Linked DNA regions of Mus musculus: region 2 is linked to region 1. The links are chromatin contacts, found by Hi-C in ENCODE. All regions are on one chromosome and are shown on one strand. Each heading gives the region's core, a stretch centred on a gene start or an enhancer-like site at or near the end of the contact. The rest is flanking DNA. Distances are from core to core; before and after follow the strand shown. Region 1 has its middle 4.9 kb from the start of Gm35827. Region 2 holds the start of Basp1 (brain abundant, membrane attached signal protein 1).

What was found. A loop is a pair of places that touch in the nucleus more often than their neighbours do.
Region 2: a loop to region 1 is called in a map of left cerebral cortex, with 11 times the contacts of the local background. The contact joins the promoter of Basp1 here to the enhancer-like site in region 1. A Hi-C loop is called at or near these places in 19 of 37 maps with a recorded cell type or tissue (Patski, adrenal gland, gastrocnemius and 4 more).

Annotation. Positions count from the first base shown.
Region 1 is chr15:24,718,378-24,721,595 of GRCm38, reverse strand. No RefSeq gene overlaps it. Among named protein-coding and RNA genes, the nearest start is that of Gm35827, 4.9 kb to the left of the region's middle. Within about 2 kb of position 1,557, at least 1 of the 3 ENCODE cell types and tissues checked has a DNase peak (open chromatin) inside an H3K27ac peak, as active enhancers do; it is left cerebral cortex, where a contact is called at or near this core.
Region 2 is chr15:25,411,784-25,415,204 of GRCm38, reverse strand. Basp1 (brain abundant, membrane attached signal protein 1) reads left to right here and starts at 1,441. Exons shown (of 2, transcript NM_027395.2): 1 at 1,441-1,653. It overlaps Gm48957 (predicted gene, 48957), which reads right to left and starts at 1,015. Exons shown (of 4, transcript NR_168943.1): 1 at 56-1,015.

The DNA.
Region 1 (3,218 bases), core at 308-2,807:
ATGAGATGTGAAAGTTGAGTCGATCAGCACAATGTTGAAAGAACACTGAAATAGCCCCCCTGGTTCAACTCTACAAAGAGCTCATCCTTTTAAGACAGACCCTTTTCCAAATCATGATAGAAAGTGAGAAATGACTGACTGTGGAATCCAAGGGACAAAGCATGACAGAGAGCCATCTCCATGAATATGTGGGTGTTAGGTCTAGGACTGGGATGCTGACATGTAGAGCCCAGGGCAGCTCTTTATTGGGAGTCAGCAAATTCCCTCAACATTAGTCACAAAGTTGTGACCAAGATTCCTAGAATCACAATAGTCATTAGAAATAAAGATTATTTTTGGCCATGAAAATCCAATATATCCTTTGCATTTACCGTCCAAAGTTTCTCCTTTTATAGCATCTCTTAGATATAAACTATGAAGCTTCTGACACAAAGCCTAAGACTGCAATAATGGTCATGAGAAGAGGGTAATGGTAAGAGGGAGGGAGGATGGGAGTAGGTTGGCTAATAGGGACCATGGCACAGCTAGAATTGAAGAAGTGCTGGTAGGCTACTACACAGTAGGGTAACTACAGCTACTAAATTGTTAGACTAAACACGTTTAAATGTTATTTCCACAGATAAAAAGAACAAAAATATTAAAGGCAGAAAGTGTGCTCACCGTCTTGAGTTTTTTGTTGCGCAGTGAATGTAGGTTCCAAAGCCTCATCGCTTAAGACGTTCAGCCTCTGATCCCAACAACAAGGAAACTCAGCAGAAGACAGACACTAGCTCAAGACAAATCTGTGCTCTGGGGGGGGGGGCAATGCTGTTTCAAAACACACAACAAATAACAAAACAACCCTCCTTCCCCAAAAGAAGTCCACATTACCACATATCATACTACATAAATATGGTTTGTTGGTAGACTGTTTTTTTTTTAAACATTAATTGAAAACAAGAATGCTATAGATATTTTTTCAGGATATTCAAGTAGCACATGCACATTTAGAGGCAGCATGGGGAGTGGAAAGCTTGGCAGAATGGAACAGCTTGTCTGGGGGTGGCCTTGTATTTCAAGTCAGGGCTGCTCAAGTGGTGAAGATGACACACGTGGAAAACAGATTGGGAAGTGTAAGCTCAAGGAAGAAAATTTTTCATAAAGAGAATAAAATCAACCATCCAGCTTATGATTTTTTTTTGACTTGGAATGAACATTGAAGATGAACTATTCCAATATTTTCATTTAAAAACGAACAAAAGAGATAAATTTATTTGACCTCATCAAGGTCAAATGAAGAGAAGTTTCTAAGCTTTGGGTGTCCAGCACAGACTCTTTCCTGTGTTATATTTCAACATGAATGCTCAACTTTGTTGGAAAGTGGTATTTATTGGTTGAGGATCTAGTTAGGAGGGATAATTTTTTCAGTAAGCAGTAAAAGATAGAATTATAAGATGTCTGTATTCGTTCTGGAGAATAAAGGTGAGGGGCGGGAGGCATGGCTTCCCATTTTTCCCGTTCATCAATCTAAGGTGATTTTTTGAAACTTCAACATGGGCCACAGTAGGAAGTGTGGTTTCAACACAGAAAAGAATTTCAGTAACAGCCAGTTTATAAAACAGGGTAGAGGTTTACTTAGGATATTTTAGTAAGATTACAGCAGGGAGCCTAAGAAAAAAAGGATGCTTAGAAAGAAAGAAGAAACACCCAAGATGGTGATGTGGGCTTCTCTAAGACAGAGAAGGCCTCTGAAAATGACACGTACTAAAGTATGCATGTGGGCTCCTTGAGATGTATCTCAGGTTATTATCATTGCTGTTGTATATAGGAATTAGGTGAGATTTCAACTTAGGATCTTCAAAGGGTTAGCTAGAAACCCAAATAAGATGACCAGATAGTCCCTGAAAAATATCCTGCAACTTTTAAACTAAACGATAAATGGCTAGCTCTCAGGGAAAAAAGAGCTTTAGGATATTTGTACTGTAAACAAACTTGACAGCTAGCTTTGTTTAAGATTCTCGGGTGATGCCTTCAGAAAGAATTGAGTCCCTACCCAAAGTCATCATGATGTCTAATTGTATGTCAAGTTGACACAGCTTGAGTAATATGGGACGAGGGAACCTGAGTTGAGAAAATGTCCCTACCACATTGCCCTGTAGGCAAGCCTGTGATGTATTTTCTTAATGTGAAAGGTCCTAGATTATTGTAGATGATACCACGCTTGGATGGTGGTCCCAGATTCCATACAAAAGCAGCATGAGCAGACTATAGAAAGAAAACCAGTAAGTAACACCCCTTCATGGCCAATGAAAATATTAACTGGACAGGAATTATTACTTCCAGCTGGCTAGAAGTTTCAGACTCCAGGGTGAGGAACTCTTCTCCCTGTCTCTATATGCATTATTTTAAATTCTTCCAACTTTGTCTCAGAAAAATTTTTAGTTATATCTTTTTATTATATGTACCATATCTTTTGGTGAAACCAAGGGTAGTACTCACTCTTAAGATAAACATTTTACTCTAAAATGTATTTCATTTAATATACACCATAAAGGTTTGAGAATTGAACTCAAGAATATTCTAATTGAGATAATTTCTCCTTCTCAATATCAAACACTCTCTTTGCAGTATTTTTCCTTATCAGCTACTGTGTCATCCACATGGTTCCTGGACATTGTTCATCACTGTAGTTATTTATCTCATGGCTAGCCCACACATTCAGCCTTTAGGTCTCACTGGGTTTCCCAAAGCTCCAGCTATTACTCCATTAAGGACCAGGACTTTATATATTATGTCATTGCCAACCATGTCTTACTTCCAGGAAGTGGAATCCTTTGAGAGCATCCCTCAATGACATATCTTCAGGCAATGTTCTTTTTAATGCCTGCTTACAGGAAGGCCATGTGAAGACAGCTGATGTCAGAAATATTTGTAAGAATAAAACTATAAGATAGAATTTTATTGCTAAAACCCTTGCTTCTCAACCAAGTAGCATTAATGTTAGGTATGCTCTAAATATTACAAGGATTAAAAATCCAGGAAATGCACACTAAAAGTTTCACCAATTGAAAACTGTATGTGGATAGTGGGGGAAATTATTTATTAGTCACGTATTCAAAGCTGGTACACTGTGTCTTCCTTGTGGAGGTGGGAGAGAGAGTTTGATCTATGGACAATGAAATGTAGCTGTATATCACTAACACCTTAAAGAAATGTGAAATATGCAGGATTTCTTCTCT
Region 2 (3,421 bases), core at 192-2,691, 690 kb before region 1:
TATTTTTCTATTAAAAAAGTGACCCCCCCCAATCTGCGATTTTGACAGCACTTACCTTTGGCATTCGTCTCCCTAAATGTAGTTGTGTTTCGTTATTCCGGACGTGGAGGGCAAGCTCATCCCAAATCTGTGCTTCACTCATGAGGGGAGATCCAACCAAGAAGGCAACATACATTTCCATTCCCCCCCCCCTCCGCTATTCTTTCAGGACGAAGCAGAACAAGCAAGCCACCCTGATAAAGCCAGAGGGCGCCAAAGTGCCGCGAACGGAACTTCCAGGGCTCAATGGGTTTGCGGGATGGTAAAATTGGCTTTTGTCTGAAGAAAGAGCTGTGGTTCTAGAAGATGTCACCATGTGTTAGTTTCCAAATTTAAATTTTTATTTTGCATTTTATTTTTGCCAACAGGTAAGCATAGCGAGCATATCTCCTAACCGTGGTGGCTATTGTGTGTCGCGGTGCTACCCAAAGTGCTCGTCGACCAGGACACGAGGACTTGGCGCGGATGGCCACAGCCTGGCTGGGCGCGCTTCTGAGTAGCATCTTAAGCAGCCGAGAGCTGGTGACTTCCATGAAAGCACAGGCACAAAAAGTCGAAGCCCCTTTTCCTAGGGTGCATTTCTTCCTTTCTTTCTCTCCGAAGTCGGGAGAACGTACCCTGAGGCGGTGCCGCCCACCCTTCCAACCCAGACCTGAGCTCTGGGCGGTGGCGCCTTGCAAAGCTGGAGCCTCCTGGTCGGGCCCCGAGGGCGAGCATATGCCGGAGGCGTCCCAGATGCTTGCCTTGGGGGACACCCTAAAACCAGCGGATATCTGTCTTGATGGTTTCAAGGGAGGCATCGCATCTTCCCCAGGCTCACTGCCTACGTGATAGCAGAATCTAAGCCCGTCGTCTGGAGCGGGGCTGGATTGGGGTGCAGAGAAAGCTGGTTGCGGCGGGGGCGTAGTTCATCAGCCCCTTAAGTCTGAGCGAGAGCCTGAGCTACTTATTCAATGCTTTCAAATAAAATGTGTGCGAGACAGAGAGAGGAGAGAAATCCACAGACAGTCCCGCCGGGGGTGGGGGTGGGGGTGGGGTGGGGGGGGAATGGAGGGGCGTGTAAGGAGGGAATAGGAGGAGGGGGGCTGACAGAGACTGTTGGGGAGGCGGGTAAGGGATCTGGATGTGGAGAGCAGTGGGTGGGGGTGACTGTGCGGGTGTGGTGACGGGGGGGGGGCGCTGGATCACGGGGCGTCTCGGGGCGCAGTGGCTGCTGGTGGAGAGAAGTTGGGGGACCCCCTCCTGGGTGGCGGGGCGCGAAAGGAGCGGGAGGGGTGCGGGCCGCGGGCTGGGAGAGGAGGGGCGGGCGCGAGGCGGGCGGGGTCGGCGAGCGGAGGAGCTGGGCGGGCGGACGCGCGGGGGGGAGGGCGCTGGGCAGGAAGGGGAGGGGGAGCGATCGAGAAATGCAGAGGCTGCAGCGGCGGCGGCAGTAGCGGCAGCGGCGACGGCGGTGGCGGCAGCGCTCCAACTCGCTCCACGCTCCGGGCTCCGCCGTCGAGCCGGGAGAGAGAGAGCCTTTGCTGAGCGACCAGCCACCCGGCCGGACGACACCAGCCACCCGGGCCCCTTGGAGGCACCGCGCTCACCCAGGGCCGCCACAGGCACCCAAAGCCGGTAAGGAGGCGCGCCGTGGGTCCCTAAGGCCACCGCGGACTCCGGGCCACCGGTTCCCCAGGGCCCCGCCCCACCCCGAAGCCTAGGGTTCTCCAACGGTGCAGCCGGGGTGCGGCCGGGTGTAGACACAGTGGGCATGGGATTCCTCTATGTGGGTTCTGTCGCATTTGGAAATCCAAGGTGATGCTCTCCCCCAGGTGGACAGCTTCGGCCTTTCGTAGGGTGGGGGACTTGGAGGGGGTGGCGGCGAGGCGGACGAACCGAGTTCGGGAGGGAGGGGGTGGAGGGTGGGGAGCCGCTGGTGACAGCACCGAGACCACTGGCCACGGTTCTGTGGGCTGAACCCAGCCTTCTGTCAGCGGAACCCGCACAGCCACGGAGAAGGCGCTCGGTGTGAGGGGCGCAGTAACAGAAGATGGAGGATGGGGGTGGGGTGGGGTGGGGAGGGAGAAAGAAGACGCGGAATCTGGTCAGATCGGAAGGGGCGGGGGTGGCTTGGCCCTCGGGACTCCTGGATCTTGGTTTAGGGTAACCGAGGAACACGAGGTTCGGAAGGCGGTGTGCACGTCCGGGGCAGATTAAAGCCCCCAGCCTGGTCTGCGGCTGAGCTGTCTTCCCACTAACCTGTGGACGTCGCCAGCATTTTATTTTATTTTTTGAGCCTTGCGCTCAGAGAGCGGGCCGCGCGCCTCCACCGCCGCCCCAGCCTGGGGGAAGGAGGGGTGGCGTGTGGGCTTGAACCTGACAGCCCGCGGCCCGAGCGGGCTCAACCCTTCTGCAAGCCAAGATTTCTGTAGATTTTTTCCCCCGTAGCTCAAACGCTACAACCCAACGTCTGGTTCCCGCTTCCCCACACCATTAAAAGAAAAAAAAAAAAAAAAACCAGAATCCCTGGATCGGATGGCACACAATGCGTGGCTGGGGACCGCATTCTTTTCATGAATATTCATCGAACGCTTGGCCCTGTTCCTAATCTGCTTCCCCCCGAGACGTTTCCGCCTTGGAGCGAACTCGGTGGACGGCCTCTGCCCCAGTGATTTTCACGCTGTTCAAAGGAGCACAGCGCACATGGGTGCGATTTCAGGATTTTGCACGGGAGCTGACACACCTCTGTCTTGGCCGAGACCACTGGCCACTTACGTGGCGGGCTAGAATAAAACACGAGTATCAAGGGGACTGCTGCTGGGGTGTGGATTAACCCCTACCCCTGGGAATATACCAAGGGCTCACAGACCTCCGGTACTGCAGGCAAAATGAATGAATCGGGACTGTAATTACCTATTCCTTTGTCTTGGCCTCGCGCATGCGCCGGAGAGCAGGGTGTGGAGGGCCAGGCAGCCCCATCTGATCTCCCCATCATCCATCCACCCACTCCCCTCCGGAGCCCAGGAACAAAGGCGTTTGCCCTAAATGTTTCACAAAACCTTTGGACACAAATGCCACCCCCCCCCCCCCTCCGCGCGGCTCGGTCGCGGTCTTGTTTCCCCTCCCACCTCAAGGTTTCACATCTTACCCATTTTTTTTTTCTTTTTTTACAGATTTCAATCATAAAAAAAAAAAAAAATAAGGGAGGGGGAATTGTGGATTTAATACATTTATTTTTAAACACACAGTGCTATTTTCCTTTCTAGAACTGTCCATTGTTCTTTCTGTTCAAATGTAACGCACTGCAGGGATGGTGGTTTTCTTAGTTTGCACCAATTAGCTGTTTGCCTGACAGATCTTTATTGCGGGGCATTTGACCAAATAACATTAGTCTCAGACCAGC